Linked DNA regions of Mus musculus: region 1 is linked to region 2. A link is a loop called in an ENCODE intact Hi-C map of the cell type or tissue named here. Cell type or tissue: gastrocnemius. All regions are shown on one strand.

What was found. Hi-C counts contacts between places; a loop is a spot of excess contacts. Peaks named below come from ENCODE experiments on the same cell type or tissue, not always from the same donor. Only the 100,000 strongest peaks of a DNase experiment are listed, where the experiment ranks them.
Region 1: it touches region 2 in a loop (8-fold over the local background); 29 of 42 quality-filtered maps call a loop at or near these places.

Annotation. Positions count from the first base shown.
Region 1 is chr11:103,230,706-103,235,705 of GRCm38, reverse strand. It overlaps Map3k14 (mitogen-activated protein kinase kinase kinase 14), which reads left to right. Exons shown (of 16, transcript NM_016896.3): 7 at 4,220-4,349; 8 at 4,543-4,674. All of the region lies in intron 2 of Gm34823 (a long non-coding RNA gene), which reads right to left. Among named protein-coding and RNA genes, the nearest start is that of Gm34823, 15 kb to the right of the region's middle. In gastrocnemius, a CTCF peak has its summit at 2,538 (motif pointing left); DNase peaks (open chromatin) are centred at 1,070 and 2,529; H3K27ac peaks cover 2,269 bases.
Region 2 is chr11:103,323,449-103,328,448 of GRCm38, reverse strand. No RefSeq gene overlaps it. Among named protein-coding and RNA genes, the nearest start is that of Arhgap27os3, 19 kb to the left of the region's middle. In gastrocnemius, CTCF peaks have their summits at 1,295 (motif pointing right) and 3,046 (motif pointing right); DNase peaks (open chromatin) are centred at 1,293, 3,037, 3,480 and 4,130.

The sequences.
Region 1 (5,000 bases), 93 kb after region 2:
TGGGGTAGCATCAGCCTCTCCTCTCTCTCAGTGCAAGGGTTAGGGCTTGAAGTTTGTCCTGTACAGTTTTTAGCTCTAAGACCACATAAGAGCTCACTTTAGGGCTTTTGCCTTGTGAGTATGAGGCCCTGGGTTCTAATTCTGATACTACATACACAAAAAGTTCCCTGAGTTCCCGGCAGAGAACAGCAGACAGTCTGGGAGTCAGGCTCAGGCTGCCTGTTCCCGTTCCTTGCTCCTGGGAAGGAGCCTGAGGATAAGTGGCTGCCCCTTGGTCCTCCTTCCAGAAACTTCTGTAGGCTTAGGTCACATGCTTATCGGCCTCAGATCTAGGCCTTAATGCAAGGCTTTGTCTTGTTTTTACGGTTTTAATCTTTTATGTATCTTTAATTAATTCTTATGACATGTTTCTGGTGGGGGGGGGGCACACATGTCATGATGCAGTTGTGGAGGCCAGGGGTTGGCAGGAAGCAAGCACCTCTACCTGCTGAGCCATCTCACCAGCCCCCTTTTCAATTGTAAACAAGTACTGGCTCACCATAAATGAAGTCAAATGCCACCAAACAAAGGTTTTCCTTGTCCTCAAAAATGCCATCTGTCGTCTATTTTTTTAGACTCTTTATGTTTAAATTTGGCTTATCTTTTATGAAAATGAGATCCAGTCCTAAAGATTATTCTACACTGTGGTTCACACACACACACACACACACACACACACACACACACACCCCACACACACCATGAAAGACATGCTAGGCAGGATTTCTCCTTGGTTCACATAGAATGGTCAGGCTTTTTAAGCAACCAATAAATAAGTTCTCCTTGTTGGAGAATGTACTTATAGGATCTTTAAATTCTTAGAACATGATCCTAAAGTTCATGTGAGTTGTATGTGTGGTCATGGACACAGTTTGATGGCAAAGAAACCATATCACTAAGCAGATTCTCCAAGAATTACTATCTGCCCTCAACAAGAGTGAGCAACTGCTTGCTTTAAGCCATCTGGCCCAAGCATAGAATTCTGGGAGCCTCCTTTTGGCTCTGTCACTGATCTGGAATAGAGTGTCACTGGCCAAGTCAAACCAGCTGTCCTGGAATACCTGCTTTGTGCCAAACACCATACAGGGACCGGGGACAAAGATGTGGAATCCAAAGGAACTAGTGTTTTGAAGCCTTGTGTGTATGTGTGTTTACTCAGCACATCTGTGGAGGCCAGAGGCAGCTTATGCACTGGGTGTGGGGTGTGGGTGTGGGTAGTTTTGTGTGTGTGAGAGAGATCTGTATTTGGTATGTGATGTGTGTGTGTGTGTGTGTGTGTGTGTGTGTGTGTGTGTGTGTAGAGTATGTGTGTATGGTATGTGATGTATGTGGTGTGTGTATGGTATGTGATGTATGTGGTGTGTGTATGGGATGTGTGGTCTTTGTGGCTCTGTGTGTGTGTGTTGTGTGTGTGACGTCTCAGGATTGAACTGGGGCCTCACACTCAGTAGGCAAGTGTGTTCCAGTGAGCTATATTCCCAGCCTCTTGAGCTTCCAGCCAGTCCTCCCTTCACACTGTGAGCATGCTGGCATTACAGATGTGCAGGGCGACACTGGCTTTTTCTGTGGGTTTCAGAGATCAAATTGCGATCACATGCTGGCTCTGCTGATTTTCACCTGCTGAGCCATCTCCCTGGCCAGGGCTAGAGTTTTAAACAAACCCAGGCTGTGCTGGAGAAGTGGCATCAGCCACAAACCCTTGTTTGCAAGCAGGGATCAAAGGGACACCGTCTGAAGGAGGAGGAGGAAATGGGGACCCTGACTTCTTAGGCTTCCGTGTCCCATTCTGTGTTCTCCCTCCCATCATGGATATTCCTGCAATCTTCAGAAACTTGTGACGTTACCTATACCCCACTTATGACAGAGAAAGATTACTGTGCTAGAGGAAATAAGGAGGTTGGAGGAGGGAAAGTTGCCCCCAGGCTCAAGCGCCCTGGCACTGCAGCGGAGGGAAGTGACTTCCGCACTTGTGCCGTGTTGGATGCTGTCTGCAGCTTCCCGGGAATGCTGCTCCTGTGGCCAGGAGTCCAAGCTAAACCTGGAGTGCGGCAGCGATAGGGTCGGGCCTCCCAACCAAGGCTGTGGTACTCTGTTTTCAGTGACTTCAGATGAGTCCTTTGTGCCAGCCTCAGCTTCCCCATCACACAGAGCCACCCCTCCAGAGTCTGTTGTATGAAAACCATCGTCTAGTGCTGAACAGCACCAGACATTTGGTAGTGGATTTTAAATGTAAATTCCCACTCACGTCCCATCACAGCCTAGCATGAGAACCCTGAGGTTCAGAGAGGTGCTTCAGGTGCTGTCTGGCCATGGAGAAGGGGAGCCTTCTCCATCGGACTTTACATGCGCTAACTAACCAAACTTAATATTCTTTAAGTAACCAAAAGAGAGACATTGTCCACTGAGAGGCAAATGTCCAAACCCCCAACATGGACAGAGCAAGTCTAGAAACAAAAGCTGGGCCAAACTAGTCTGTTACCGCTGTCGCCCCCTGGCGGTGCCGCTCCAGAGAACCCACAGCAGCCAACAAGTTCGATTGAGTTGGCAGGAGGAAGTGGGAAGCCAGCTCTGCCCAAGTGTCTTAGTCACCAAGCATGGAGAAAGACCCCATCTCTCTGAATCCTCACACCACCCTGAGCAGGCAGCTGTGTCCCCACCATTCTCTTAGACACATGGCTGATGGCAGCAAGAGGCCTTTCTGTGAATGGCCTAACCAAGAAGCTAAGCACAAGATGTTTGTATCCATGGCCTAATGCCTCCTGCCATGCCAAGATGCTGGAGCCCACAAATAGGAGTGACCCCAGACTTCCAGATTAGGAGAAGCATTGGCCAGCCCATCCCCAGGAGCCTCTGTGTACCCAGATGCTAGGGAAATAGCTACAGGGCAAACAGTAATATAACTGCAGGCCTGTCTCCATGGACAGTTTGGTCCTTTAGGAAATAAGTAACGGGCTGGGGAGAGAGTTCAGCGGATGAACTACATCTCGAGGACTGGGGTTCTGATCCCCAGAACCCACAGAAAAGCCAGACAGGCATGGTGGCCACTTGGAGACAGGGACATGAGTTCCCCAGGCAAGCTCTGTTTCAACAGAGACCTTGCTTCAGTACAATATCAACAAACACACGTAACACACTATGAAAAATCAAAGCAGTTGCTATGAGGGGGACTGGAGAGATGGCTCAGCAGATGTTTGGCTCCCACATGGCTACTCACAACCTCCTGGACTCTAGTTTTAGGAGATCTGGAACCTTCTGCCCTCCTCACACACACAGAACACATGCATGCACTCTAAACACACATACACACAATTAATTTAATTTGGGGGGTTTTTGGTTTGGTTTGGTTTGGTTTTTTTTGTTGTTGTTGTTGGGTTTTTTTTGTTTGTTTGTTTGGGTTTTTTTTGTTTTTTGTTTTTTTTGTTTTTCGAGACAGGGTTTCTCTGTATAGCCCTGGCTGTCCTGGAACTCACTCTGTAGACCAGGCTGGCCTCGAACTCAGAAATCCTCCTGTCTCTGCCTCCCGAGTGCTGGGATTAAAGGCGTGCCCACCTCCAATGCTATGGTCCTTTAATACAGTTCCTCATGTGGTGACCACCCCCAACCATAAAATTATTTTCATCATTGTTTCCTAACTGTAATTTGATATTATGAATCATAATAAATTGACCCCTGTAAAAGGGTCACTCAGCCCTCAGGTTGGGACCCACAGGTTGAGAACCACTGGTGCAGCGACTCCTCACAGAGTCAGGCATCGCAGCACATCCTTATTATCCCAGCACTTGCTACGCTGAGGCGGACTGGAAGTTCAAAGCCAACCTAAGATACATGATGGGGCCTGTAGCAGGTACAGGGTAGGCAGGGTTCACAAGACCTCGTGGCCTAGAGATTTTCCCCCAGAGAGCTGGGGTACAGAATGTGTTTGCAGATTGAGGGTGGAGAGAATTCCAGGAGTCTGGAAAGAAAGAAATGTTTCTGTGTGACTGTTTTTCATGCAGTCAGCACTGTGGCCCTGATACCTGACACCAGGGGACTATACATGGGTTATGCTCATTTCCCAAGGGCTGGTCCCACTGGGCCTGGGCACCACCACTGAGAGCATTGTTAGCTTCTATGCATAGAATTCCAAGGGTTCCCCAGCCCGCACCCCTCACCCTGACACAGGGGCCTCTGGGTCTTTCAGGTACGACTCGAGGTGTTTCGGGTAGAGGAACTAGTGGCCTGTGCTGGTCTGAGCTCGCCCAGAATCGTCCCTCTCTATGGAGCTGTGAGAGAAGGCCCGTGGGTGAACATCTTCATGGAACTGCTAGAAGGTGAGGAGACAGGTCCCGTCTTTATCCCTCTCAAGGTTCAAGGCCAAGAGGTAACCCCCACTTAGACCCTTGCCTCTCAGGCCACGTCGGACCTCTTAGCCCTGCTCCCTTACCTCACCTGCCCTTCGCTCTTGCCCTCGGCCTGCGTGTAGGCCTGGGAAAGCCCCACTAAGACTGACTGTTCTTTCCCTAGGTGGCTCGCTGGGTCAGCTCATAAAGCAAATGGGCTGTCTGCCAGAAGACCGAGCCCTTTACTACCTGGGCCAGGCCCTGGAGGGGCTGGAGTACCTCCACACACGCAGGATTCTGCATGGCGATGTCAAAGGTAAGGCCCTAGTCACCATGTCCTGATCCCAGCAGGCGCCCCCTCAGCTGTGGCCTGCCTGCTTGTCTTCACGGTAGACGCCTGAGTCAGCTGACAGGGCCGTGCCTCGTGGGTCGGGGTGATCTCTCTAGGCCCTGCGTCTAGCACTGTGAGTCTCCTGCGCTGGTGCTCACAGAAAACTGAAGGCTAAACTCCTGCCAACTGACGACCTCTGGGAGAGGGTGGGGCGGCAGAGAGAGCACTCTGGGAAAGTGGTGTTCTAAGAGATGCTGCTCCAGATGCTGCCTGCTGTCTGCCTCCAGCCTCAGCTAGCCACCACCAAAACA
Region 2 (5,000 bases):
CCCCAGGACCCTTGTATGGGCTGTGTTCTTTCCCACTTTTTCCTTTGCTTAGTCAGCTGTCTTTCAGTGTTGTTCTGAAGTCACCATTTCTCACCTGTGCCACCTTCCCCTGTATACACTATTAGAGACCTGCATGTATCTCTTGTCTTCATTGACCACTTTACAGCTGGATATCATGATGAGTTATTAACCCCGAAAGCGTCCAGAGGGAGAAGGTTTTGTTGTGTCCTCATTACCTATCATAGAGACTGACATAATGGGAGTTCAATAAATACTTGTTCATGGGTGAGAGAGATAACTCAGTGGGTAAAGAACTGTGACAACAACCTTGAAGAGCCAAGTTTGATCCCTGGAATCACATGGTAGAATAGAGAGAACTGGCTCCCCGAAGTTTTTCTCTGCATATTTATGTGAACATGGATGCGAGTGCACGCACATGCACACACACACACACACACACACACTGTAAATAAATGTAATATTCATTCACAACTGAAAATATCAAAAGGCAAGTATCCGGAGACCACATTCCAACCCTGCCCTTTTTTTAAAAAAAAAATATTTTTATTCTATTTTTTGCATGGATGTTAGTGGAGGCTAGAAGAGGGTGTCAGAGCCCCTGGAACTGGAGTTACAGGTGCTTGCAAGGCACTAATGTCAATGCTGGGAACCAAACTCAGGTCCTCTGGAAGGGCAGGGAGCACTTGTAACTGCTGAGCCATCTCTCCAGCTTCCCCCCTCCTCCCTGACATTTCTTATTGAGTGATCTTAGCAGGTAGCTTGCACCAGGCCACTCATCTATAAACTGAGACATCTACATCTGCCTCAGAAGCTGTCCACGATTGCACAGTGAGTCTTGTGCAGCTTTTCCAACCCTGAACCTAGTGCAGGTATGTTTGTGAAATCACATTAGTCTTCTAGGCTAGCCCCGGTCCTAGAGATTTACAGCCACAAGACCACCATGCTGGGCCTGTGAGTCCTTTGATCCCAGGGTCCTGCAGCCGTCTTTTCTGAAGACCTCAGAACAGCAGTGTCTCAGGAAAGCTACTTTTTATATGCTTTGAGGCAAGGGTGTTTGAGGTAGAGCGCCTTGCTAGACCAAAGCGGAATGAGTCTCATTATATTGACAAGAGGGCAGGAAGGGAGCCTGCCTTCCTGGGCCTTTCAAGCCTGGGTGTTCTCCTGCTAGAGGCCTTAGAAAAAGACCTTTGATATGAGATTCCTTTTACTAAAAAGGGGTGGAGGTGGGGTGCCCACCAACAGAACACGCTCCATCCTGCAGTACTCACATGCACCACTAGGTGGCAATCATCAGAAAGACTCTGCGGCCAGTCTTCCTGTATTGTGTTGTATAGCGTTGAGACAGAGTCACAACGCAGTCAGACAGGCCTCCATCTTGCTATAGAGCCAAAGATAACCTTGAGTTTCCCATCCTCCTGCTTCTATATCCCAAGTTCTGGAATAGCAACACACCAAGATCCTTTCTTCTCCTTCCCTTTTTCCACCTCCTCGTCCTCTGTCTGTAAGTCTGTGTGTGTGTGTGTGTCCCGTGTGTGCATGTATCTGCTAAGGCCAGAAGAGAGTATCTGATCCCCTGGTGTTGAAGTCTCAGGCCACTGTTAGCATCCAGGGCCCACCATGGCCTCCTACATAACTGCTATGCACATCAGTCCTGAGAGACGCCAGTCTTAATGAGCCCTACTATGCTATGGGACTGCCTACTCCTCTGGCCTTTGCACACTCCTTACTGTGTGTCTTTATGTAGAATTCTGTATTTTGTCACAGGCACAAAGTGTCCCAGCCACCACCACAATCAAAACAGAATGGTTCTATTGTTTCAAAAACCCCCATATCTGCCAGACATGGTGGTGCATGCCTTTAACCCCAGCTCTTGGGAGGCAGAAGCAGGTGAGTCTCTGCGAGCTTGAGGCCAGCCTGGTCTATATAGTGAGTTCTAGGCAAGTCAGAGCTACAGAGTAAGACCCTGTCCAAAACAAAAACAAAAACAACATTCTTGGGAGACAGCTTACCCAAAGAACACCTGCTCAGAACGTGAGAGGCTCTAGGCAACCTCTACTACCAAAACTGGGGAAGCAGGAATGGGATGGAATTTCTATTTTATGTTATTTTTATTTATTTTTTCAAAAGGTTTTATTTATTCATTTAATGTATGTGAGTGCTCTATCTGCATGTACACCTATGTGCCAGAAGAGGGCATCAGATCACATTACAGATGGTTGTGAACCACTATGTGGTTGCTGGGAATTGAACTCAAGACCTCTGGAAGAGCAGCCAGTGCTCTTAATCGCTGAGCCACCTCTCCAGCCCTAACTTATTATTTTAAGTTCATGAGTACTTTTGCCTGTGTGTAGGTATTTGACTGGTGGCCACCTGTGCCAGAAGAAGACATTCAGATACCCCGAAACTGCAGTTACAGACAATTGTGAGCTGCTGTGAGGATGATGGGACTTGAACCAGGGTCCTATGCAAGAGCAACAAATGTTTCTATCCTCATCAGCCCCCCTCCAGGGGTTCCTCTATCTTCACATCTCCCTGTCTCTTCCCCAATTGACAACCTGGTCTTTCTCCATTTCTCATTTCTTCCTTTGAAACGGTTTTGTAGATGAACTCATACAGCGTGTAGCCTCTGGAGACTGGGCTCTCTGCACTGGGCACAAGGGGCTTCAGACCCAAAAGAACCAGTGATGAGGCTTGTGGTTCCGAGGACTGCCTCTGATAGGTTTTTGAAAAGTCACTCCTAGCTTGAGGTAAAGGATAAAGGGAGGTGAACCAATTTGGAAACCTCCAGAGTTCCGAAGAATAACCAATCCTCCACTCTGGCAGGTCAGTATTCCACCCTCCCCAACCCCACCCCAACGCTCCCTACCTCTACCCATGCCCTGCCCCCACCCCACTTCCACCCCCACCCCTCAGCCCCTACAGCCTGGAAACCCGCCTTGCTTCTCACAAAGGTGCTCACCTTCCCGTAGCATCCTCAGCGAGTGACAGGGATGCTTGGAGCAGAGCTGCCAGCAGGGGGCACGAGAGCCCTTTTTCCTGAGAGGTAATCCCACAGACACACCCAGAGCGAGAGGGGACACTTTGGGACTTTGTATGAGCCAAGCGAACCCAAGTGTCTTCTCCAGTATGTCCTAGCCCACAGGTTTCCGTGTGACTTTAAGCTCTAAGGCTGGGGTAAAGCAAAGGACACATACCCTTAGAAGAGACAAAACTTGGAAAGGAGATGGGGGGGGGAGCTCCCCCAGTCAGAGGTCATTGTTGTTGAGGATGTCTGAGTACCTCCCCCCACCCATGCTACCTCACATTTCCAGGTCTCCCAAGTCCGCGGTGGCGCTGGGTATCAATTTCTCACCCCACTCACGGCCCCTTCTTCTCTAGAGACCCCTTCACACTCCAAGCGTTCTCTAACACGCTCTCCAAGCATGCATCTGGCCTGGGCGAAGGACCTTAACGAGCCTTTGCTGTGTGCTGGCACCAGATGACACTGAAAACCTGGAAGGAAGCCCTGCCAGACTGAAGCGGACGGGCTTTGTCATGATGCAGCTGTCTGAGGCGCCTGTGCTCCTGAAGAGCAACCCCAACAATCACCGTCTCCACGAACAAGACTCAGACATGGGGGCAATAATTTCTGGTCCATTGTTGGTGCCTTATGCAGGGTAAGTAAACAGGTGTTTACACCTCCCAGGGAAAAGCTGCCCAACTGCCCGCTGCCTCCTGTTTGCTTGAGAAGCTTTTGCCCTTCCCAGGCTGTCTTTTCCATAAACCCAAGAGTCCATCAAGAATAGGAGTTTTTGTCTGTCTGACTGGCTGACTGCTGCTCCTTGTCACCTACACATGAACACTGAACGATGACTGTCCCAGCATCTCCCTTCCCTCGGCACGCTACTCCTTCCAGCCTTCTCTCTCCTCAGTCTTCTAGCTGTGAGCTCCCAGAAGGTTCTCTGCCCCACTTTACATCAACCAACCAACCTGTCTCACAGTCTGTCTCCACACCGTCAGCCGAACAACGTTCCTCAGGTGTCCATCACATTCTGTCAACCCTCCTAAAGACCCTCTCCACATTCAGTGCTCAGATGCTGACTGGGCGGTGTGTGAGGCTCACAAGGAGGACGGCACCAGCTGGCACAAGTACAAGAGGTGCCCAGGTCCTATCCAGAGTGACGAGGGCACAGAAGCGTAACAGTGAGCATGCGTGCTGCCGTCTAGACGCTGTTTCTTTTTTAACTCTGTGAGATGTTCCTGGTACATCCAGAGAAAGTTCCCAGAGGTCCTGAGTGCTCACCTCTTTATTCCTTTCTGAAACTTATTTTTACTACTGTTTGGGGTGTGTTTATGTGTGCATGTGTGTAGGTGTGTGTGTGAGTATCTGTGTGTGCACATGTGCATACACTCACACGTAAAGACCTGAAGTCAATGGACTTCATGTTGGCTGTCTCCTTCAACCTCTCTACACTCCACTCACTGAGCATTCAGTGACATTCACAGCCAGCATGCACAGCCTGCTAGCCAGCTTGTCCCGGCAACTCCCTGTTTCTGCCTCCCCAGTGCTAGGATTACCGTTCCCACCACACCTGCCTGGTTTAATATGGGTCCTGGGGATTCAAACTCTGTCTTCACACCTTCAGGGCAAGGACGATGAGCCACCTCCTCAGCCCCTTTTACACTTACTGCAGTCTCTTGTAAATGTGGACCGAGGGACGCTGGCCAGAGCTGGCCACGAGCAAGATAGCTAGCTAGAAAGTAGAGATTACATATTCTGTTTGTATTCTATTTATTTTAAAGCACCTGAGACATATGATACAGGGTTTCTAGTAATAACGTCCCCAGAAAGTATATTCACTGGGGAGATCCTATCATGTGTAAATCATATCCATCAAAAGATTAATAACTGGAATATGTAATGAATTCCGCAGGAACAATCAATGAGCAAGGCATGCTGCCATCTGGACGCTGTTTCTTTTTTAACTCTGTGAGACGTT